Regions from separate parts of the Homo sapiens genome. Here region 1 is linked to region 2. A link is a loop called in an ENCODE intact Hi-C map of the cell type or tissue named here. Cell type or tissue: heart left ventricle. All regions are shown on one strand. Links, peaks and the distances in the headings refer to the core of each region. The heading gives the core; the rest is flanking DNA. Region 1 holds the start of FHAD1-AS1 (FHAD1 antisense RNA 1). Region 2 holds the start of EFHD2-AS1 (EFHD2 antisense RNA 1).

Evidence for each region. Peaks named below come from ENCODE experiments on the same cell type or tissue, not always from the same donor. Only the 100,000 strongest peaks of a DNase experiment are listed, where the experiment ranks them.
Region 1: a loop joins it to region 2, with 3 times the contacts of the local background. A loop is called at or near these places in 28 of 110 quality-filtered maps.

Annotation. Positions count from the first base shown.
Region 1 is chr1:15,335,876-15,352,090 of GRCh38, reverse strand. FHAD1 (forkhead associated phosphopeptide binding domain 1) reads right to left here. Exons shown (of 34, transcript NM_001391957.1): 15 at 12,540-12,610; 16 at 10,203-10,355; 17 at 6,901-7,008; 18 at 6,568-6,675; 19 at 2,942-3,049. It overlaps FHAD1-AS1 (FHAD1 antisense RNA 1), which reads left to right and starts at 8,208. Exons shown (of 2, transcript NR_148919.1): 1 at 8,208-8,315. LOC124903851 (a long non-coding RNA gene) reads left to right here and starts at 11,165. Exons shown (of 3, transcript XR_007065480.1): 1 at 11,165-11,711; 2 at 13,128-13,295; 3 at 13,638-16,215. RefSeq lists enhancers at 1-119, 6,099-6,298. In heart left ventricle, for the core only: no CTCF peak of the experiment used is centred there; DNase peaks (open chromatin) are centred at 5,980 and 8,100; H3K4me3 peaks cover 596 bases; H3K27ac peaks cover 767 bases.
Region 2 is chr1:15,410,863-15,418,862 of GRCh38, reverse strand. The region is part of intron 1 of EFHD2 (EF-hand domain family member D2); the gene reads right to left. It overlaps EFHD2-AS1 (EFHD2 antisense RNA 1), which reads left to right and starts at 6,495. Exons shown (of 4, transcript NR_183705.1): 1 at 6,495-6,957. RefSeq lists silencers at 549-668, 1,556-1,850, 7,064-7,113 and enhancers at 2,219-2,308, 2,057-2,556. In heart left ventricle, for the core only: a CTCF peak has its summit at 4,207; DNase peaks (open chromatin) are centred at 1,128, 2,462 and 7,032; H3K4me3 peaks cover 2,243 bases; H3K27ac peaks cover 4,114 bases.

The DNA of each region.
Region 1 (16,215 bases), core at 4,346-12,345, 71 kb after region 2:
TTTGTTCTTTTCACAGGTCTATATCTTCTAAATTTTCTTTAATGCACAGGTATTATTGGCAAAAAGAAAAATGAATGAAAATCGTTACAGGGCATGCAGTGATAGGAGATGGGAACATCCTAATTCAAGGGACAGTATGAGACTCGAGGTGTGTGTGGCCCTCAAGGAAAGACAATGTTCCCAATGTTCCCGGTTTTAACATTACCTGTGTGGCACCCACCCACCCTACCCGCCTCTGCACATCCAACTCCCAGGCACCCCCCTCAACCACATCTCCCAGTGCAGACCTGGCTTTTTCTCACTGTTGAGTCTTTGCTTAAGATGGTCCAATCTGTGCCCTGGAGAGCTAAGTCCTGCCTGTCCTACAAGGTCACCCACACTCTTCTGCATGCCCCGTGGTGAGGGCTCTTTCCCTTCTCTTATTATGCACTACTTGGTGTGTTACAAATGAAAATACTCACAATGACCCTGTGCACAGAATGTATTAGTGCATCCAATCTGCAAACCCCCAGAGAGCATCTATCTGATTATCCCTGTTTCACAAGAAAGGAAACGCAGGCTGTAACCGAGGCAGTATAAAGACAAGCAGTGTTCCAAGGTCACAGCACCAGGAAGGAGTGGTGCAGGCTTAGACACCAGTGCCCTTGCCTTAACTACTCGGCCTCTGGGCCCTGATTCAAACCCTGCCCACTTGGAGGCAGGAGACTTTTTAAAAAAATTTTTTTATTTTAATTTTAATTTTTTTTGAGATGGAGTCTCACTCTGACACCCAAGCTGGAGTACAGTGGCGTGCTCTCAGCTGTCTGCAACCTCCACCTCCCAGGTTCAAGAGATTCTCCTGCCTCAGCCTCCCGAGCAGCTGGGACTACAGGTGTGCACCACCAGGCCCAGCTAATTTTTGTATTTCTAGTAGAGATGGGGTTTCACCATGTTGGCCAGGCTGGTCTTGAACTCCCAACCTCAAGTGATCTGTCTGCCTTGGCCTCCCAAAGTGCTGAGATTACAGGCGTGAGCCATCGCACCCAGCAAGATGTGTTTATATGTTCATATCCAGGCTGGCACAGAGCCCAAGACACTGCCTGGCTGTAGCCTGAGCTTCAGGACCCCATCCCTGGCTCGTATGTATAAGGGAGGCTCTGGGGGCAGTGGTGACCATAGTTTGGATCCCACCCCTTAGCATGTCTGTGCTCCCTCTGCCTACCTGGACTCTGACCTCACTTCCCTCATGGGCTTGTTATTGTCCCACTGCCAAGGGCTTCACTTAAGGCTGTGCAGCCCCCACCCTGCTGTGCCCACTCAACTGCCCACCCCACCTGGACTCTGACCTCACCAGGGCAGGTGTATCCCAAGCCATGAATATACTGACTCCTCATGTTACACCTCTAGGGCGGTTCTGCCACCACACCCACATGGCAGATGAGGGCATGGAGAGGGCAAGGGGCATGCCCAGGGTCACACAGCCTGTTAGGGCAGAGCTGAGATTTGAGCCCAGAATGAACCCTTTAGCCCACCAAGCTCTGTGGTTCCTTCCCCACCTCTCCCACCTATTTCCTTCCACTGCGCCCTGGTGCCTCCCATCTTGGGCCAGCTTTGGTTTCATTCCTCACACAGTCTCCCCCGTCTACCTCCTGGCAAGCTCAGGTCCTGACCTTCACACCTGTGCCACTTTATCCAGTGGTCCTCTCTGGCCCCCAGGCTCCTTTTCCCTTCCAGTTCTCACTGGAATGTCACTTCCTGAGCGGTCCTGCCCTCGGGCACTCTCCAGCCTGCTTCTCAGCTTTGGTCTTGTGGCCCTGGAGCCGCCCCTGCTTCCGCAGGCTGTCTGTCTCCCCTGCGCTAGGATGGAAGCTCTGGCAGCCTGGCCCTGGTCTGTCTTGCTCACTGCGGTGTCTGTGGCACCCAGAACCGGGCCTGGCCCACGGTGGGTGGATGAATGAAACTGAAATCGGTGGGTGGATAAATGAATATTTATGGGCGGATGAATGAAACCGAATCGAACCGTTCACTGAGCCATCAGCTCTGTTTCTGGAAGTTCTGTGGGGGCTGGCACGTGTGTGTCTGTGCCACCTCTGTCCCCGAAGCCCAGCTCATGGAGATGCCATGTGGGTCCCTGAGTGACCTCCTCCTGGCCCCCCAGCTCTTACTTCCAGGGTGTGACCTGGGTGTCCAGGCTGACCTGAGGGCCTGCCTTTCATGCTGCTCGGGGCAGGTGTGTCTGGTGGGCCAGGTCCCTAGGTTGGTGGCATTGGGGTGGGTGGATGTGGATGTCTCCAGCTCTGACCCCTCCTTTCCTCCCTGGTGTCAGTCTGTCCTGGGGTGCCCATCTTCTCGTCCATTCCAGAAGGCACTGATCCCTGGGGCTTATCTGATGTGACAACCATACGTGCTTACTATGCACCTACCTGTGCCATCTCTCTTTGTGCTCTTTGTGCTTTTACTCCTCAGCCAGTCAAGGGAGGGCCTGCTCCGGAGTCCATGACACCAGGAGGCCGGGCCAGGAGCAGTGCTTTCTCCCTTGGCCATGCCAGGTGTGGCACACATGCCGCTCTACTGTGAGGATGATGCTCACTAAGCCCCTGACCCTGGCTGAAACTCAGGATTCTCTCCTGGGAGGATCCCTCTTTCCTAGGTAGCTGAACCAGAGAGCAGAAAAATCTTCCCGAGGGCCCTCTAGGATGCAGGGTGCAGTCCTATGTACTTGACACCTGAGAGCATCTAATCCGATGAGGCAGGGACTGTTAGCATTCCCATTTCACAGATGAGGAAACTGAGGGATGGGGAGGTGGCGATCTGCCGGAGGTCACACAGCCAGTAAACGGCAGATCTTGGCCACTTCAAAGGGAGGCATGGCTCTGATATCTGCCCGATTTCCCACTGTACTCTCCCAGGGATCTGGCTTTGTAGTTCCTTCCAGAGGATTCTTTCCTGCTGCTGCTCATACCTCCTTCTGTTGGGTTAAATGGTTCTCCAGATCCTGAACTTTTCTCTTTTCCGACTCCAAGGCTTCCTTTGCTTTTCTTTTTTCATGGGCTATGCTGCTCTCCAAAACCTGAAAATCAACGACCAGTGCTCTTGGTGGCCTGCACATTTAGGGGGGAAATTGCTAGTAATGATAATGATAATAATAATAATAATAGTAACAATAACAGCCAAAGTGTTGGGGCGGCTATTAAATACACCTGGGCCCCTGGCCAGCCCTTCAGTCTCACAGCAACTCTGTCAGAGAAGTGCTGAGAGTGGCCCATTTTACAGATGAGGAAACCGAGGAGCAGGAAGTCGGAGAGGGCCCAGAGCCACACCCTTTGTCAGTGGTGAGGCCAGGATCTGAAGCCTGCGCAGAGGAAAGCACTGAGCCTGAATAAAGAGCTCTCGACAGGGCACCCGGGAGCAGCGGGGGCAGCTTCCTATCACGAGGCCAGGCAGCCTCTCTGATCAAAAGAAGAGTCTCATTAATAATGGAATTTCCATTATTGAAATAAGTCTCTCCAACAGAATCCAGTTTCAAGAGAAGGGCAGTATGTTGGACTAATGAGCCACGATACACCAATTTCTAGAAGGGACAAGCAATGTTCTGGTAGGATGTAGGGAAGAAAGTGTGGCCAGTATTTAGTGGCCCTAATCAAGGAGTTTTGTCTGGGAAGTTACTTGCTGGTAAGCTATTCAACTAAACAGCTTAATGCAAATCACCAAAGGAAATACACTGCCAGCCTGTTTCCAGTCACCATGAGAAGGGCCACCTCTATTTTCTAACGGCTTGTCTTTCAAACACGAGGTTCACTGTCAGGCATTTAGAACTTGGAACATGGTTTCCATTATAACCACTGGTTAGGGCCCCAGATGAGCCTGTAAAAAGTGTTTAATCCAGAATATGGCTGAGATATTGTATACTTTGCAGTGAAAAGTAGTTGACAAAACTCTAACACTCTGCTGTCCCAACACCAGCCTTAAAGCAGAAGAAAAGTGACATCATAAGAATTTCACGTTTATTTGGATCCTTTGAAGTGGGTTTCAGGGTAGGACATTTTCCTGTGAATTGTAAAAGAGACTTTGAGGCACTTCCTAGGGACTTAGGGTTGGCTCTGCTGTGTCTGACTCTGCGTCTACACTCGCCAGGCCTTCCTCTGGGTGGCTTCTCTGCAGTCGGGACAGGTACTATTGGTAAGAGAGGCCTTGCCTGGCTCACACACAGGCCCTACATGCTCAGTTGCTGTGCTTCCAAGTTCACAACAGATAATGGGGATTAACTTTGAACATGACCTCAAGACCCAGATTATGACCTAGTGATTCTGTTGACCTTAAAAACCCTGATGATGTGGCGGAAGATCTAATGAAAAGAAAATCAGGCCGGGAGCGGTGGCTCACGCCTGTAATCCCAGCACTTTGGGAGGCCAAGGCAGGCAGATCACTTGAGGCCAGGAGTTCAAGAGCAGCCTGGCCAACGTGGTGAAACCCCGTCTGTACTAGAAATACAAAAAATTAGCCAGGCATGGTGGTGCACCTGTAGTCCCAGCTACTTGGGAGGCTGAGGCATGAGAATCGTTTGAACCCGGGAGGCAGAGGTTGCAGTGAACCAAGATCATGCCGCTGCACTCCAGCCTGGGAGACAGAAAAAAAGAAAATCAAATAGCCACTGGCAGTTGAATGGAGCCTGTGGCTGGGGCTGCTCTTTCAAATTCCCCCGATAGGAAGCCACAGAGAAGTTCTGTCAGAAGTAGGCTGACATTTTAACAGACGCGGGGTGACCCAACCACAGATCCTCTGCAATGAAGCTTGAATTTATCTCCTGAGCCCCGTGGCCTCAAAGTCTCTAAATTCAAGAATCTTCCCCAGGCTTTTGCTGTTGACATCTTGGGGCATTTGACTCAAGTAACTCTTTGGAGACCCTCCTCCTCATCCCCACCCCTGGAGAAATCACTTGGGGGCAAACCTCAGTGACGCTCTGTGAGAGGGCTGCAGGGCACACCTGTGCCAGAGACGCCAAGGGAGAACCGACATGTAAACGTCTCTCTGTCCTGGGTCAGATCAAATGGCACAGGCTTTGCCCAGAGGTCTTTTTGTTTCTCCTGCAGCAGTGGGTGGGCAAGGATTTTACTCAAGGAGTCAGTGTTGAAGAAAAACAAATGCCCAAACAGAAGAAGAGGCACAAGTGGCAGCAGAGACAGTAGTAACAGCTGCCGTTTACTCGGCAATCATTCCGCAGGCCAGGCCCTCCATTATACACTAGATCTGAGCCCACAGCCGCCCCTTCGAGAAGGGAGGCAGCGGTAGGTCTGCTGCAGCCAGGAAGTAGCCCAGCTCGGATTTGAACTTGTGTCTCATCTGGCTGCAAAGCCCGCACTCCTCTGTGCTGTGTCAGGATTGAGGAATTCATGAAAGCAGATGTGAAAAAGGATCAGGGATCTGAGGGTGACCACAAGCTAAACATGAATCCACAAATGTGACAGAGCTTTCCCAAAAGCTAGTTTGGATGCATTAACAGAAGTAGAATATCTTCAATGCGGGAGGGAGGAGTCCTCCCCTAGGCTACCGTGGCTGGAGAACAGTGGTTCTGGCCACCTCCCTTTAGGAAGAAAATGGGTGATGGGTGACAAACTCAATGCCTATGAAGCCCGGACAGATACCAAAAATGACGTGGGCTGTGTTTAATGCAACGGGGAGTGGTGAGGACTCTGGCAAACTGCTGCTACCCGGTAAGGCTTCTAGTCCATTTTTGCTAAGTAGAAACAAGGGCTAGATTTTCTGACTTTTCGGGAGAGGCTGGAAATCTGAACTTTTAAATAGATTTTATGAATTCAAAGTAAAATATTCCGGGGCCAAATATAACTTCCACAGGCCCTTTTTAGTCGCTGAGCTACCAGTCTGTGACTTCTGGAGAGCAGCACAGGCCACAGGAGGCAGCCAGGGCCAGGCTCTAGTCCTGTGAGGGACCTGAGGAACAAGGGCGCTTGGGCCCGGGGAGGAGCAGACACAGGGTGCGGGCGCCCCTGTTTTCACACATCTGAGTCATCATGTGGAAGAGGAAGTAGATGTATCTTGTGGGAGCGCAGGGGAGGGCGGAGGACTGATACTCCTCCGGGGCGTAAGAGTTTGACACAACTCAACCTAAAGGGAAAACTTTCTGTCGGCCTGAGGCATCCATGCTGGGACGGACTGTCCTGGGGTGGAGAACATTCCTTAGTGGTGGTGCTGAAGGCTGGAGGCTTTTAGGATGCTGGTGGAGGGTCCACGCAGCCCTGAGGTCCCATGACTCTGTCATTCTCCCGTTTCTGTGCTTTGGAACACAGAAGACGCCCATGTCACCATTCCTACTTGTCTCCCAAGCGCTCTCTCTCTCTGACTGTGTTTTACACTGTTTACAATTTTTTCCCAACTGGTTGTCAAGGCTACAACTCCAGGGTTCCCTCCTTGAGTCTCCCACGCTTCCCAAAGTAGCTGAGCCCACCCAAACGCAAACTCCACGAGGAAGGCTCCACCACGATCTCACCCCCATCATCGCCGCTCTGAACTTCCTTCCACATGGCCCTCAAGCCGACTGGGGCTCAGCCGACTCTATCTCCCCGAGCGTACCTCCTTCTGGCGGGCCAAGCGTTCCTCCAGCTCTTGGACTCTTGTCTGCTCTTCCTCTAATGCTTCCTTCACTCTGTTCTTCTCCTGGGTAATGCTTTTCGCCAAAGCCTGAGTCAACGATCATTGTTCAATAGACATGGTTACCATGGGAGGAAACTGGACTCTGCCAGGCACCGCACAGGTTTCCTCTTCCCTCCAGACTACACCTCCCTAGGGGACTGTGGACAGCACAGCCCTGGAGCTCAGAGCCGGCGGGCCCAGACCAGAGCCCCAGATCCACCCTTCCTAGCTGCAGTGGGGCTCGAGCTGACTCTGTCTCCCTGAGCCACATACCTTCTTCTGCTGGGCCAGGAGGCTCTCCAGTTCTTGCATTCTCTTCCGTTCTTCCTCTAAAGTCTCTTTCGCTCTGTTTCTCTCTTGAGTAATGTACTCCTCCAAAGCCTGGAAACCAATGACCATTGTTTAACAGACATGGTTACCATGGCAGGAATTTGGACGCTGCCAGGCACTGCATGTGCTACCTCTTCACTCCTCACCGCACTCCCCTGGGGAGGCTGTGGGCAGCAGAGCCTAGGAGCTCAGAGCATGTGCTCTGGAGTCAGGAGACCCAGGGTAGAGCCCCAGGTTGATCCTTTCCAGCTGTAAGGCACTGGGGAAGTGAAGCTACCAGAGCCTCAGTTTCCCTGCCTGTACAACGGAGACAGTAATAGTCTTCCTGTGTTGGGTTGATGTGAGGGGTGGATGCGACGATGAACACGAAATGCTTGGCACAGTGATAACCATGCTTCCCACCTTGCAGAGGAGGAAACAGGCTTACATTCAAGAATCCACCCAGTTTACTAGTAAATCACAAGAGGAGGGATTCTAACTCTGACCCATTTGATTCTGAAGCCTGTGTTCTAAACCAGAGGTTAGCAAACTATGGCTTACAGACCAAATCTGGTCTGTTTTTGTAAATAAAGTTTTATTGGAACACTGTGCTTGCTGTGTATTGTCTATGGCTGCTTTTGCAGAAGAGCAGAGAGCATATGACCTGCAAAACTGAAAATATTTACTATCTGGCTCTTTATGGGACAATTTGGCCAATCCCTGATCTAACCCATTGGTGTGTGCACAAACCAAGGGATTGTTGTCAACAACTGGCAATAAGAAAAGAATGTTAGATTGATAAAGGAACATAGAATTTTTTTTCCCTTTGAAACAAAGTCCTCAAACAAGTCAAGATTCATGAGATTAATGACCCTGGACACATGTATTTTCGGAAAGGGCAGGTGATGGGAGTCAGAAGGTCTAAGGAAGGCTCATTTAGTCAGGACACTTGGCACTGAAGTCCAAGAGGTAACTTTCCAAGGAGTCCCCAGGGTCAAGTCCATCAATCCGAGTATCAGAGGAAGGGCGACCTTCGAGTGTCACAGTCTGTCTGGCAGGGACCTGATGTTGCTTCCTCCCTCTGCAAGGAGGGTAGGGTGCACCGAGGTTTTCAGGTTTAAAAGAGGGGCTGACGCCAGCTCTTAAAACACTCTGCCAGGCCAGTGTCGCCAGGGTTGTCTAGGAAGACTAGGCAGGCGCCCAACGCAGTGTTTAACATGGTGGGGCTGAAATACCAAACCCTGACAAGGGAAAAAGTCCATCCAAAATTAAAAAGAGAAAATAAGGCATTTGGGATGCCGATGTTAAAAGGAGAAGGTAATCAGAGAAGAAAAAAGGAAGTCGGTGGAGAGTTCTGCGAAGATTTTGAAGATTTCTAGGTACTTTCTGGTTTTATTTTCTTCTCTATGGAACGGTGCTGGCTTTTTCCGTATCTAAATGCCCTTCAAAATGTGCCCATCTTGATTTATAGCTATCATTAATATTACCTTTATGCGGATTGCACATGATTTGGTCAGATGGCTCTTCTTTTTTAATCTTTTATTTCGCAAATGCAGAAAAGCAGAGAAAGAGGCAAAGAGAAGAAGGAGGAGGAGACTGATGTTTTGGGGTAACTGGACACACATGTGAGGATGGAGATGAAAGAGGGAGAGGTCTGGAGGGCAGGTGTGTGTGGTAGAGAAGGAGCTGGGGAAAGATGGAGAAGGGGGCAGGTCCAGTACTCTTCCGGGGAAGAGAGGAGATATCTGGGAAGAGTTGGGGTCCGGTGGATCTGGGGGGCTGCTGTCTTGAGGGGGCTGTGAGGAGGGGCAGCATGCACACGCTGCTCCACACCCACCCACAACAGTGGCTCGCAACCGTGGCTGCACTTTGCGACCACCCGGGAGTGCTTAGAAATCCCACAGCAGGGGCCACACCCTCACCCCACTAAGATCAGAATGTGGAGAGTCGGCGGGGAGAGGTGCAAGGCATTAGTAATTTTTAATCTCCTAAATGACAAAAGTCATAAAGACAGTGAAATTCATGGGAGGGGTCCCTGAATATCAAAAAGGGCCAACCCTCAGGTATGGTGGCTCATACCTGTAATCCCAGAACTTTTGGAGGCTGAGGTGGGAGGATCACTTGATGCCAGGAGTCTGAGACCAGCCTGGGCAACATAGAGAGAGACCTCATTTCTACAAAAAATAAAAATATTAGCTGGGTGTGGTGGTGTGTGCCTGTGGTCCCAGCTACTTGAGAGACTGAGGTGGGAGGGTCACTTGAGCCCAGGAGTTCAAGACCAGCCTGGGCAACATTGCAAGATCCCATCTCTACAAAAAAAAATAATAATTAGCTGGGTGTAGTGCCATATGCCTGTGGTCCCAGCTACTTGGGAGGCTGAGGTGGGAGGACCACTGCAGCCTGGGAGTTCGAGGCTGTGGTGAGCTATGGTCACACTATTGCACTCCAGCCTGGGCAACAGAGCAAGACCCCATCTTAAGAAAAAAAAGGGCCAACTCTAGGACAGTGATGAGAATCAGCTCATTAAATAATACAGTTTCCTGGCCCTCTCCAGATGTTCTGATTTAATGGGTCTGGAGGGTGGAGACCAAGATCTGCATTTTTAGCAAAGCATCTGGATGGTTCTTATCAGGAAACTTTGGGAAAACCTTCCTCTAAGCCTTCGCCCTAAGAAAATGTGGATCTGCAGACTGGTAGCGTCAGTACCATCTGGGAGCTTGTTGAAAATGTAGCGTCTCAGGCCTGCTGAGACAGAATCTGCATCTTAACCAGATCCCCAGACAATTCATGGGCACGTTCGAGTTTTAGAGATGCTGCTATCTTCTAACTGGCTTGATTTCTAGAAAAGTCAGTAGCAATTTTGACCATTTGTTTCCCCCGATATGTATAAAGAGAAAGCAAAAGACTGAAATTTGTCATCTGAAGTTGATCTTGCGCACATTTAGAAACAGTCTGTCAGCTACAAACCAGGACCTGCAGCGATGACTCAGATCTCATAAAGCCGACTGCAATACATACACAAACAAGGCACCGTTTCCTGAAATTTCAATCATGCTGCCTTTTCAAGTTGATTTTGCTGTGAGTTTTAGAATTCAAACTTCATGTTAAATCCTCCCCAATTATTCACCCTGTTTAATTAATTTAGTTTCATGGCACCAAACAGAGTAGCTGAGATTTCTCTGTCTAAGTACATGCCCTCAATTTCCCATAGAAAAGGCCATTTCATCAGTTTCCAGTAGTAAAGCAAATGGCAGGGACCACCTTACCGCCTTCTCTTCCGTCAGTTGCCTGATTTTGGCTTTGAGCTTCTCCTCTTGCTCTAGCCTCTCCTCGTTCAGCTTCTCCTTCTCTGCCAGATGCTCCCGCAGCTTTTCCTGCAGTAAAGACTGCTGAGTTTCCTGAGAACTGTTGAACTTGATCTGAAATGTGAGAAAAGTAAACCGATGCTGATGGGGGACAGGCCTAACTAAAGAGTCTTTCCCCATTTGTTTACCAATTGTTTACCTTTCTGGGTACAAAGGTTTACCCAAAAGTTTCTTAAAATCACAGAACACTACAGCATGCTGTGGTTAAGAATTCAGACTCTGGATCTAGAAAGAATCCCAGCTCTAGTTGTTTCTAGATGCTTCCTCATTTAGAAAATGAAGTTAATAACAGTATTGATCTTTTAGAGTTGTGAGGATTAAGTGAGATAATGATGGAAAGCTTTTAGCACAGTGCTGAGCACATAGTAGGTGTTCAGTAAGTGGTAGGTGGGTGTGAGGAAAAAAAGCAGTCATGTAGGAGCCAGGACGCTTGAACATTTGTCTTGATTCTTCACCCATTAGCTGTGTGACACTGAAATTGTCCTTATCTGAAAAATAAGGAGAAGGGACTAGACCAGGGGTTGACAAACTACAGCCCACAGGCCAAATCGGGCCCACTGCATACTTTTGTAAATAAGGTGGTGTTTTTGTTTTGTTTTGTTTTTTTTGAGATGGTGTCTTGCTCTGTCGCCCAGGCTGCAGTGCAGGGGCACAATCTTGGTTCCCCGCAACCTCTGCCTCCCGGGTTCAAGTGATTCTCCTGCCTCAGCCTCCTGAGTGGCTGAGATTACAGGTGCCCACCACCACACCTGGCTAATTTTGGTATTTTTAGTAGAGATGGGGTTTTACCATGTTGGCCAGGCTGGTCTCGAACTCCTGACCTCAGGTGATCCACCCGCCTCAGCCTCCCAAAGCGCTGGGATTACAGGCATGAGCCACCGTGCCCGCCGTAAATAAAGTTTTATTGGAACAGTGCCATGCTTATCATGTCCATTGCTTACATATTGTCTATGGCTACTTTCATTTTACCATAGCAGAGTGGAAGAGGTATGAATATGGTCTGCAAAGCATAAAATATTTACCATCTGGCCCTTTACAGAGAAAGTTGCCAATCCCTGGACTCAAGCCTCTGTGGCTGATTGGCATGGTGGTCCCTTCTTTACCCCACTCTATCCATGTCTAGGGCTATGTAACTTGCAGTGCCCGCCCATATTTTGCCTCCAGACACTGAACTCAGCCATGTGACTTGTTCTGGCCAATGGGATCTTAGCAGACATAACACAAGCAGAAGGTTGAAAAACACTATGTGATTGGGCCACTTTCTTTTATACCTCGTAGTCTCCATGAGAACAGCCTAGGCTTGCTTGCTGGGGGATGAGAGACACAGGGAGCTGAGTCACTCCAGCTGAGGCCAGTCTAGATCAACCAAAGGCCAGCTAACACCCAGACAAGTGGGTGGGCCCATCCAAGGTCAGCAGAGCCGCCTTGCCACTGACCCCAGACACGTGAGGAGTAAATAGCAATTGCTGAATGCCGCTGAAGTTTTGTGGTTGTTTATTATATAATACTATTATGGCAATAGCTATCAGAATGATATAACCCGTAAAGCTCATTTGCCTCTAGAATATTTCTTTTCTTTTAGTAATTCTGCTGCCTGTGCTATAGATAGCTGTACTTTGTCCACTGGATTTAGTAAACACAGTTTTCAAAATCTGATGGCATTAAGGCTGGTGCAGTGGCTCACGCCTGTAATCCCAGCACTTTGGGAAGCTGAGGTGGGTGGATCACTTGAGGTCAGGAGTTCAAGACCAGCCTGGCCAACATAATGAAACCCTGTCTCTACTAAAAATACAAAAATTAGCAACACATGGTGGCAGGCGCCTGTAATCCCAGCTACTCAGAAAGCTGAAGCAGGAGAATCACTTGAACCCGGGAGGCAGAGGTTGCAATGAGCCGAGATTGCACCACTGTACTCCAGTCTGGGCAACAGAGCGAGACTCAAAAAAAAAAAATCTGATGGCATTAAGTCTTCTGGGCCTTTGACAGAGGAAAACAAACAGTGTGGTTGGCCCAGGAGGCCAGAGGGCAGCACCCTGTCATTGTCCTTACCCTCCTGGGAGATCTTAGCCAACCTTTTCTGTACCTCTTTGTGTGCAAATGAAGAAATCATTTCACCTATTGGAGGGTGTGGACTGGACTAGCTGATAAAGAAAAAACAGGTTTCAAATGCACAGTGCTATATAAATGCCAACCAGGGGCCGAAATGAACTTTGGAAAAAAAGAAATTAAAAGAATTACCTGAAGTTCCTGGGCCTGGCTCATAAGTTTTTTATAATGTTCCAGAAGATATATCAGATACAAAGAGAACCCTTAAAAAAAGAGAAGCAGGAAGAATGTAAGTATCAATTCAACTCCAAAGCTTGCAGACAGGTGGATGAAAGCAACGTTGCCATCCCATCAAAACAACGTGAGCTGCCATCCAACCTGTGGTTTTAAAGTAGTTGATAAGCAGCCGGGCACGGTGGCTTAGGCTGGGCATGGAGGTTCACACCTGTAACCCCAGCACTTTGGGAGGCTGAGATGGGCAGATCACCTGAGGTCAGGAGCTCGAGACTAGCCTGGCTGGCCAGCGTGATAAAACCCCATCTCCACTAAAAATACAAAAACTAGCTGGGTGTGGTGGCGCATGTTTGTAATTCCAGCTACTTGGGAGGCTGAGGCATGAGAATCGCTTGAAACTGGAAGGCAGAGGTTGCAGTGAGCCCAGATTGTGCCACTGCATTCCCGCTCAGGTGACAGAGCGAGACTCAGTCTCAAAAAAATAAAAATAAAAATAAAGTAGTTGATAAGCCTTGGTTGAGCTCACATCCAACTTTCTTTTTGGAGGTGGAAAACAACCCATCAACAGAACACCTATTTACTGTCTACTGTGTGTGAAGCATGGTGCTGAGTGTGGGGGATGGTCTAAAGCCAAGACCTCCAGGGGCTTACAGTTCAGTCCGAAAGACAAGGTGTAAATGCCTGCTGGAAACATGCAGTGACCCCAGGTGGCATGTGAGTGACTGCTGAAGGAGAGGGGAGGGTGAGGGTGTCAGAGGAGGGGGAGATCATTCACCTGGAGTGAGCGAGTAAGACCACTTGGTTGAAGAACTACTGGGTGTGGATGCTGTTGGGTGGGCAGAATTCAGAGAGCCGGGGGAGGGCGCTTCAGAACAGGGGTGCGCGGGGCTGAATGATGACCCCCTACGATTCCAGGTCCGAATCCCTGGAACCTGTGGGTGTGACCGTACAGGGCAAAAAGAGCTTGGCAAATACGATTAAGTTAAGGATTTCGAGATGGGGTGTTATCCTGGATTATCTGGGTGGACCCAATGTCATCACATGGCTTCTTATAAGGAGACAGACGGAGGCTTGACCACAGACAGAGGGGAAGGTGATGTGATGGAAGCAGAGACTGGAAGATGCCACATCGCTGGCTTTGAAGATGGAGGAAGGGGCCATGAGCCAAGGAATGCAAGGAATGAAGCTCTAGAGGCTGAAGAAGGCCAGGAAACGGATACTGCTCTAGAGCCTCCGGAAGGAACTTTAGCCCAGTGAAACTGAATTAATCCTGAATGCTAAGAGAATAATGTGTTGTTTTAAGCCAGTCTCTTGTGGTCATTTGTTACAATAGTCACAGGAAGCCACAGTTTCACACCGGGATGTGGGGGTGGTGGGGGTGGGATTTGGAAAAGGCAGTGCTCCTCCCGGGAAGTGCTGAGCTTACTTGGGCTGGAGTAGATGATGGGAGAGGGAGGAGCAGACAGTGGAGGAGGCATGGAAGGGTGAGGTCAAGCCGTGACACTCCTGAAACCGTCGGCTTGAGAGAGGAAACTTGATTTAAACATGACTGAAATGTGCCCAGTGGGTCCCCAATTTATAGATGAGGCAGTGGCGTTCTGAGACGCAGGCCTGCCCAACGCCACACAGCAGGCCAGTGGTTGAGCCAAGACTAATTGGTGTGACTCGAGGTCTGAGTCACTCCTATTCCAGCGGCTGACAGAACAGTGAAGTGGCCTGATGAAGAGCGTTGTTTTTTTTTTTAAAGAAAAATAGCTGGGCTGCATTCGAGAGGCTGGAGCTGGCAGGGTTTCTTTGCTGGAGCACTGCTGCTATGTCGGGCCGTATTGCTGGTATTGCACTGCTGATATTGTCAAGTCTTTGCTGTTGGGGCTGTCTTAGGCATTGTGGGATGGTTAGTAGCATTCCTGGTCTCTACCCACTGGATGCCAGGGGCACCCCTACTCACCCCACCCCAGTTTTGACAACCAAAAATGTCGCCAGACGATCCTGGATGTTGCCTGTGATAAGCTCCCCTCCTCTGAGTGAGAGGCAGGGAGCTCCGCTAAGGGCCCGAGAGACGCCCAGGTATTCAGTGCTGATCCTCTAACTGAGGGTGGGAGAAGTGAGGATGAGAGGGAAGAAAGGGAAAGCCTTTTAAAGGGGTAGAATGGTGGCCTCGTCATCAGACGGGAGAGAGACAGGTTGGGGTTGCGGTGGGGTGTGGCAGGGAGAGAGAAGGAGCCCCCAGGCTGTTTCAGACATGCTGAATTTGAGGCACTGGCAGGACTCTGGGGAGGGAGGGTCAGCAGAGAGCCGGACATGCCAATCGGTAATGCCGGCCCAGCCCAGCCCATCCAGGGTCCTTGTGTGAATGAAGAAAGAGGCCCCCTTCCTCCTGGTGGCCATGGCCCCTGGCCAGGGACCCCACCTACTGCCTTGGCTGGACTCCCTGCACCACTTTCCTGGCAGCCCCTCCTGCAGAGGCGTCCGTGTGGAAAACACATAGGAGTGGCTGGGGAAGCCCGGAAGTGCAGAGTTTCTTCATGAGAAAGGAGATGGGGTGGACCAAGGGCTGACTGCACAGGAGAAAACACCCTCGTTAGGGATAGGAGTTGGTGAAGGGGGCTGCTGGGAATGAATGGAAAAGATCAGGAGGGAAGCAGAGCGCCTAAAGGGTTTCAAAAAAGAGAATGAAGAGCGTTGGGCAGGTCAGAGACACAGTCCCCGAGAGGGTGGTGGCCTAGTCAGTGCTGCAGGGGGCCCGTGTCAGTTACTTGGCAGAAAGGCCAAGAAGCTGGCAATGAAGACCGAGGGTGCAACACGCTTCTTAAAGATCACAGGTGAAGACAGGAGTAAGAGCAATTGAAAAGGAGCGAAAGAAGCGATGGATTCCAGAGAAGAATGATTTTTTTCAGGATGGTACAGCCATCTTGAAGTGCCCCTTTGATGGCAAAGGGAAGGAACTAAGAGGAAAAGAAAGGCCGCTGACGCCAAAGAAAGAAGAATTTGTGCACAAGGTCCCTGGGAAGGAGAGGAAAGGGGAGACAGGGCAGGGTACGTGCTGCATGTAGGAGGAAGACCTAGTGGGGATAATGGAGGGAAGGAATAAAAGGTGGGCCAAGAGAGAAAAAGGAAGTGAGGAGAACATGTTCTTGTGTGGGGCAATGCACCATTCGGAGGATTTCCAGCACAGAAGCGTGAGAACAGCAATATTATAATAATAGCAGACCTGGTGCGTGCCAGTGCTATGCCAAGAGTTTGATACGTTTTTCTAATCATTATAAACAACCTGGTAAGGAAGTATGTTCATATTTATAGGTGAAACGACAGAAGCTCCCCAAGGTTAAGCTACAGAGCTGGTAAGTGTTAGAATCAGAATTCAGACCTAGATCTGTCAATCTCTTTTCAAAGGGTTTGGAGGCTTGAGAGTACAGGGTTGGGTTGGTGCGTTGGAGAGGTGCATTGCAAGGATACCAAGATGGCGGAGGAGGTGAGATGGCCGGGCTGACATTGGCTTGGCCCACTGGACCTGGTGAATACAGGGATTTGTGGAGGCTCTGTTGGGATGAGTCTGGGATTTTGCTCGGCTGCAACGTGTGACCCAGGAATCAAAGGGGAAGGATGAAATCATGGTTGGGATCTGAGGAGGACT
Region 2 (8,000 bases), core at 1-8,000:
GGTGTCGCTGGGCTCTGAACCAGGCCTGATCAAACACATGCACTCTTAACGACTATGCTATGCCCTGATGCCTATCAGGACACAGCAGAGAACTTCGGGGTTGGGAGGGATATTAGAGGCCATCTTATTCAGTCGTTCCTGAAAATCAGATTCCTGATGCAGTTCGTTGTTTAGTGCCTTGAATACCTCTGAGGACAGGAAGCTCATTGCTTACTTAAGGGGGGGCCTATCTTGGCTTTGGAACTATTAGAAAGTTGCGGCCGGGTGCCGTGGCTCCCGCCTGTAATCCCAGCACTTTGGGAGGCCAAGGCGGGCGGATCACAAGGTCAGGAGATTGAGACCATCCTGGCTAACACGGTGAAACCCCGTCTCTACTAAAAATACAAAAAATTAGCCGGGCGTGATGGTGGGCGCCTGTAGTCCCAGCTACTCGGGAGGCTGAGGCAGGAGAATGGCGTGAACCCAGGAGGCGGAGCTTGCAGTGAGCCGAGATCGCGCCACTGCACTCCAGCCTGGGTGACAGAGCGAGACTCCATCTCAAAAAAAAAAAAAAAAAAAAAAAAGTTGCTCCTCGACCAGGTGCAGTGGCTCACGCCTGTAATCTCAGCACTTTGGGAGGCCGAGGCGGGCAGATCACTTGAGGCCAGGAGTTTGAGACCAGCTTGGCCAACATGGTGAAACCCTGTCTCTACTAAGAATACAAAAATTAACTGGGTGTGGTGGTGCATGCCTGTAATCCCAGCTACTAGGGAGGCTGAGGCAGAAGAATTGTTTGAACCCGGGAGGCGGAGGCTGCAGTGAGCCAAGATTGTGCCACTGCACTCCAGCCTGGGTGACAGAGCAAGACTCTGTCTCAAAAAAAAAAAAAAAAAAAAAAAAAAGAAAAAGAAAGAAAGTTGCTCCTCGTGCAGGTGCCCCCAAGCTGCACTGCACAGTCTGATGGCAGAAGGAAGCAGAGTCATTGCAAAAACTGCACACGGGAAGGTGGGAGCACAGGGACCCCAATTCTGTCTCTCCTGACTCCCATCCCAGGCTTTACTGATGGCCGCTCTGGGCGTGCAGGTCCCAGGAGAACAGACAATTGGACAGGGTGGGTGTTGGGTATGGGCTCAGGAGCCCTCAGGCCCCCCTGGCTTCCCCAGTTCCTGCATGTCCCCACCCCCAGACTGCCTGACTCATATAGGGAAAGCCCAGCGCTCACCACTTCCTCTAGTCCTATCTGGGAATCTCACACTTGATCTCTTGCCCTAGTTCAGCTAAGTGGGGTATGGGGTTGGGGGAGAAAGAGAGAGAGAGAGAGACGGAGAGATAGAGAGCACATAAGTGTGGCGCTTGGGGCTCCCCCACGGAGGATAAAGAGGGAGACCCCAAGCAATTTGCTGGGGGGCTGTCAGGGCTCAAAGGCATCCTAACCTGGAGTTCAACAACCTCACACCGCACCCACGGCACTCCCTGCCAGCCACCCCCTTTCGCTTCTTGCTCTTCATAGTCATTATTGTTATGATAGTGATTATAAAGAATATTTATTGAATGCCTAATATTAACATAACCCAGTGTTTATAACGTAACTTAATCTTTACTCCATACATCTTATCCTCTTACAGCTCAGACAAAGTCACCCACCTAAGGATAACCTTAGGTCAACCTCAGGAAGTGGTGGGGAGACGGCTGTGCGGGGGCCTGAGCCGAGGCTTAGCGCTTCTTAAACGTCAGTGTGCACACCTGGTGAAGCTGGTTACAGTGCGGATTATGGGCTGGGCGTGGTGGCTCATGCCTGTAATCCCTGCACTTTGGGAGGATGAGGTGGGAGGGTGGCTTGGGGCCAGGAGTTTGAGACCAGTCTGAGCAACATAATGAGACCCCATCTCTACAAAAATAAAAAAAAATTAGCTGGATGTGGTGGCATGTGCCTGTAGTCCCAGCTACTCAGGAGGCTGAGGTGGGAGGATCACTTAAGCCCAGGAAGTTGAGGCTGCAGTGAGCTATGATCGTACCACTGCACTTGGTCTGAGTGACAGAGCAAGACTCTGTCTCTTAAAAAAAAAAATTGCAGATTACAGTCTGGTAAATCTGGGGTGGAATCTGAGCATCTGCATTTCTAACATACTCCCGGGCGGTGAAGCTGCTGGTGTTTGGGCCACTGTAAGGGTTCAGAGGACTTGGAGCCGGGGAGGCCCAGGTTCAAATCCTATTCTGCCCCTCACTGGCTATGTGACTTTGGACAAGTCACATAACCCTTCTGAAAGTCCAGCCTCCTTAACTGTGAAATGGGCGAGGATAATGTTGCAGGATAAGAAAGGACTGAACGGGAGGCAAAGCATCTGGTTTGAAGTGTCTGTGGCTCAGGACTCCCTGGGCGGCCCGGCTCCCATCTGGCCACACCTTTCTGGCACTGACCCCTGCCTCTCTGTTGTCCTTGAAAAGCAGAAGTCAGCCAAGGAGAAGGTTGCCCGGCAGTCAGGGGAACTCAGCTGCTCCAGGGTGTGGGGACCTTCCCTGCTGAGGCTGCAAAGTGACTCTGCCTCTGCCGGCAGGGCTGGCCTTGAGGAAACGACCTCTGACATCCCCTGAGGCAGCAAGGCCTGCTGTCCTGGAGCCTAGACTCTCACAGTGGAAGCCAGTCCAAGCCACCAGGCCTTGGACCCAGGTAGCATGGAGGAGAGCGAGGAAGCCGGAGAAGGCAGGAAGGGTGGACCAAAGAGGAACCAAAAGTCCTGGGCCGGGGGTGTGGGGAAGGAGAGGTGACTCAGAGGCTGATGCATAGTGGAAGTGGGAGGAACGGAGTAAGGACCGAGGCCAGGAAATCCTTCCTCCCCAGGGGTGCAGGGCATTCTCCCCACCCACTGACCCTAAGCTGCAGGTGAAGGACCCCACCTCTCCACCTCTCTAAGGCTCTCGGAGGCTCCCCCAAGCCCCAGCCACAAACACGGCTTCACTTGGCCTCCAGGGGCTCCTTGCAGGAGGATCTGGTTCTAATCCTGTCACTGCCACTTAATATAATCTTAGACAAGTGACAATCGCCTTGAGCCTCAGTCTTCTCATCTGTCAAATGGGGATAAAAATGATAGTATCAGGCTGGGAGCGGTGGCTCTCGTCTGTAATCCCAGCACTTTGGGAGGCTGAGGCGGGCAGATCACTTGAGGTCAGAAGTTCGAGACCAGCCTGGCCAACATGGTGAAATCCCGTCTCTACTCAAAAATACAAAAATTAGCCAGGCATGGTGGTGTGTGCTTGTAGTCCCAGCTACTTGGGAGGCTGAAGCAGGAGAATCACTTGAACCCAGGAGACGAAGGCTGCAGTGAGCCAAGATCATGCCACTGTACTTCAGCCTTGGTGGCAGAGCGAGACTCCATCTCAAAAAAAAAAAAAAAAGGAAAACAAAGACAGTATCAATCTCATTGTGCTGGTGTGAGAATTCAATTCAGTTCTCTAAATAATATGCATAGGCTCCTCCAGGAATGGCTAGAACTAGTGGCTCTGTTTAACAAGGAGGGGGCACAGAGGCAGGGGGCTGGCTACAAAGAGAACATCAGCATGGTGTCATTCATGAGAGCTTTCGGTAATCATGGCAGAAATAAAGAAAAAAACCTTCCATTGCTAGCCTTGTGGGTGCAATCCTCTCTATCCCCAAACCTCTATACATGTTTGTTCTATATAAGGCTATAAGCCTCTTGAGGGCAGGAACTTGATTCATTTAATTCTCTGGATCTTGTAGCGCAAAAACTTAATATCTGTTGGAAGAATGATCACATACGAGAACCTTGTATTTTTCAAAAACATCATCTATCATGCAAACAGCCCAGACACCATGATGGGCTCGTCACAAAGACTCAGGGTGTTTTTATACCTAATCCTCAGAACTTTACCAGGTAGGTTCTTGAGCCCCAGGGGAAACTGAGGCTCAGAGATGCTGAGTCCCTTGCCTGGAGCAACCCAGCTGGGTGGTGGCAGACGGGAATCCCCATTGTGCACCCTCCAGAGCTGTTGTTTGCTCTCCCCTTTTTTGTGCCACCTGCCTTCCCTGAAACTAGGTGATAATGAATTCATTTCTCCCTTTTTGTTATTTATCAAAGCCATATGTAGCTGTCAATCAGAGTGGCTGTTCAGCAGGAGAGAAGGAGGGCTCTAACCCTGCGTCCTGTCACTAGGGCCCAAAGCAAAGGGTTGTCGACAACCTGGCAGACCTGGAAGCTCCGCTGGTGGTTAAGTGGAGGCAGCCAGTGGGCACTGTGGAGCTGCCTCTGAGCCAGCCGCAATGACCACTGCCAGGGCCCTATGAGGGGCCCAGGAGAGGGTGTATGCTGAGCTGGGGATGGCGGTGACAGTCATTTAGTAACGACTTGCTCTGTGCCAAGCACTGGGCTAAGCGCCATACAACAACCCTGTAACGTGGGTCCCCCTGTCCCCGCTGTTCCAGCGTGAGGAACAGAAGCTCAGAAGGGCTCCACAGCCCACAGCTGTATTCAAACCCAGGGCTGCAGACTCCAGAGGCCCTGCTGACTGCGTCCAGGAAGGGCTCCTGGGAGAGGTGTGTCCCCTGGAGGTGGAGGTGTGGAGAAGAGGGCGGGAGGCTTCCAGAGCTTGTGCAGGGAAGAGCTGGCCAGAAGGAAAGGAAAGCCTGCCTCTCTGACGTAAGGTGTCCTGAGATGAAGTGGCTGGGGATGACAGTGGGGACAGGGCCTGCAAGGCTGTGCTAGGCGGGAGACAGGGATCTAGGGCATCGTCCTCAGATTCCACGGCAGGTTCAGAATTACACGGCTGCCTACCTTTCCAGCAGGTCTCAACTTACAAAACCCTCCAGAGCCCCCGCTAGGCTGTTGTCAGCCCAGGGGTGGGCACTCCCGAGGCTCTCCAGGGCCATTCTCTTTGCCTCTCTGACAGGAGGGTTCCAGAGCCAGCCCTGGAGGAGCAAAGAGAGGGAGGGAGCAGCTGGGGGATCAGAGATGCTGGACGTAGCCTGAGGCCGCACGGAGACGGGGATGGAGAGTCCTGGCTGCGAGGGCCAGGGAGACGCAGAGCCTCCTTGTGCCTGGCACTGGCCCAGAACTCTAAGTGTGTCATGTCCTCGGAGCCCCACCCTGAGACACCGGGACCACTCTCCTCATCATACAAGGTTTCAGCCTCACTGAGAACCTCTCCGTAACCCCGAGCAAGTCACCGCCACATCTTTCTGGGTCTTGGTTCCCTCTTCTGTCAAATGGGGAGAGGGGTTGGAGTCAACCCTTCAGGTCTCTCTCAGGAGGAACCTGAATGACTCTAGGTGTGAGACCAGTGATGGCTGACAGTCTGTCTATCTTCCCCCATCCCCTCTCTTCCCCCTCGATCTCCAGCCTCAGGAAGTACCTGCTGAATCAACACGGAGGGGTGGACCAGAAGGCCCTGGAAGGCAGTTCCAATATCCAGAAGGGCTCAGGACCCCTCAGACATACGCAGGTCAGGGCTGAAGGACCTTTGGGGGTCATGAGGGATAGCCTGCCCCTTTTACAGGTGGGTAGACTGAGGCCCAGGGAGGACAAGCAGACTAGGATGGAAGCCCAGGTTCCTCGCTCCTGGCCCCCAAGGAAAGGCTGGCTCCCATTCTCCTGCTGACCTCATGGTCTCCTGCCTCCTGCTCTAGTGACTGGCTTCCCAGGAGGGCAGGCTCCCCTCCTCTCTGCCCTCTGCTCTCCCCAGAGCCCTGGCTCTGATGCCCTGGCTTTGATCCTAGGACCCTGCTTGGACCCAGGAGGCTGCAGCCCCACTCGGACAGCGGAAGCAGAACGGGGGTTTGTCTTCCACGAGAGCCCGTCTGTTGGCGGCGGGGTTGGGCTCGGTTGGCACAGTGAAGCGTTGTTTCCTTGAATACACAATCTGCAGCTTTCCACCCTCACCCGGGCCCTGGCAGGCAGCACTTGCTTCCCTAGAGGTCCAGCTTCCTGGCCCCTGCCTGCCCCATCAGCCCTCCTAGAACCCTGGCAAGAAGTGCAGGTGCCAAGGGGTAGCTTGGAGGGGTCCAGCTCCCCTCAGTCGCCCTCAGAGTACCTCTCATCAAACTAGACCAGAAACAGCCTATGTAAAAAAAAGTGAGTTTGCTGCGCAAATGAAGCTTCCAGACTGTTCCCTCAGCTGCATGCCACTTCCAACCACACTGCAGCCTCCCAAGTCCCGCTCATTTGAAGTGTCTGGGTTCTCCCAGAACAGCTCCATCTTTGTTTTGGTGGCCAGTGGCAGGGAAGCTGTGGAAGCCCAGGAGAAGGCAGGCTCTGGGGGAAAGGAGAGACGGGGGCTGGGGTTGGGGACATGAATGGACAATCCGCCACGAACACGGAAGCGGGTGTTGGAGAAGGTTTTCCAACATGAAAGTAGATGTCTGTGATGGGAAACCCGGAAGGGGAAGAGCCCGGGATTTGGAGTCACAGACCTGGGTTTCAGTCCTGGCTCTATCATTTTCTAGCTGTGTGGTCTTGGCGAGTTATTTAACACCCTTTGTCTGCACAAAGGTGACGAAGAGCTCTGTGTCACAGGGCTGTTTGAGGGACCTGGTGAGCGCCTCAGCACTATCAGCACAGGGATCTCCGTGGTGTCTGAATCAGCTCTGCACTGCCCGATGGGGGCAGTGACAGACAGTGATCCATACCCACCCCTGCGTCTGCCCACCCAGGAGCATTCACGTTACTCTTCCAGGAATCCTGGAAATCCTGCTCTCCCAATCTCGCCAGTCTTCTGCTGGGAAGAAACTTTAGAAGAACTCCAACCAAACACCGTGGAGCCAAGGACGTGGGCGCCCTGGGACTTTCTTGAAGAGGTTCTGGGCCCTGGGACTTTCTCAAAGAGGTTCAGAGGGGCCGGGGGTCAAGGACTTGATTTTCCCCCAGAAGGACCTTGGGAAAGTATGGGACTCCTCAGCCACCCGCAACTGGGAACCAGAAATCCTTCCCCCTGCCTTGGGGCCAAATGCAGAAGCTGCTGCAAGCTGTGGTGAGTAGGGTCAGAGCCTTTCTCAAACAGTGCAGTTGCAAAACGCCCCTTCCTGGGCTTCCGGCTTGATGTTGGGGCACTGACAGCTGCATGTGGCTGAGGCTGACACCCCTGGTCTGCCCCCACCTCCTGCCCAGCCAAGCGGGAGCCGGCCTTGCCGCATCCCTCCCTCAGCCCTGGGCTGCCTGTGCCAGGTGGGGCTAGACCTCCTGGCTCACCCCCAAGACTCAGCCTCAGGCCAGTTCTATCCCCTTCCAGAACCACTCCAGACCAGCACCCAGATCGTGGAACGAGGCTGTTCCCTCTCCAGGAGCCAGGGGCAGGGGGACAGGGAACAGGAGGTGGGGAAAGCTACCAAAGGGAGGGGCACTGGCACCTTCCCCATCCCCTGGGCACACACATGGCTGGGAGAGAGTGGCTGTGCATCTTAGACCCAACAGAGTGGGACCCAGGGATGGGCCGGAGGGAGCTGGGCCCTCTCTCCCTAGCCCCTCCACAGAGACATTAAGATTGTTTTTGTGGGGGGACAGGGGGATGAGCCCACACGCCTGGGGGTGCCCATCCACCCTGGTGAGGGCACACAGTGTGGATCTGATGGAATAAAGGGTAGGGGTGGGGGTAACAGGGCAAGTCACATAGGAAGGGGCCCCTTTTGACCAGGGTGGGTGTGGGACATGGGGGGTCCCTGTGGGGAGGGAAGGGGATATACGGAGTGGGGAGGAGAGATGGGGGGCCTTGCGACAGAAGCAGGGGAGCGGTGACTGCAAGCTGCTGGGTGCACGGGGGTGGGGCGGGCAGGAGCGGGAGGGAGGCCTTCCAAACCCGGAGGGGACTCGGCCCACAGGGACGACTGGAGTGAGGTTTACACCAGAGGGGCAACAGGGGCCGAGGGGTCCCTTCCTAAGGAGACCACTTGTGAGTGAAGGATTTGGGTCCTGGCTAATGAGTGGGTGGGGATGGAAAGGGCAAGTCTTTGCCCCCAGTTTGCTGGTAGACGCTAAGTAACTGGAGAGGAAGTTGGGGGGATCCCTGCCCAGAACCCA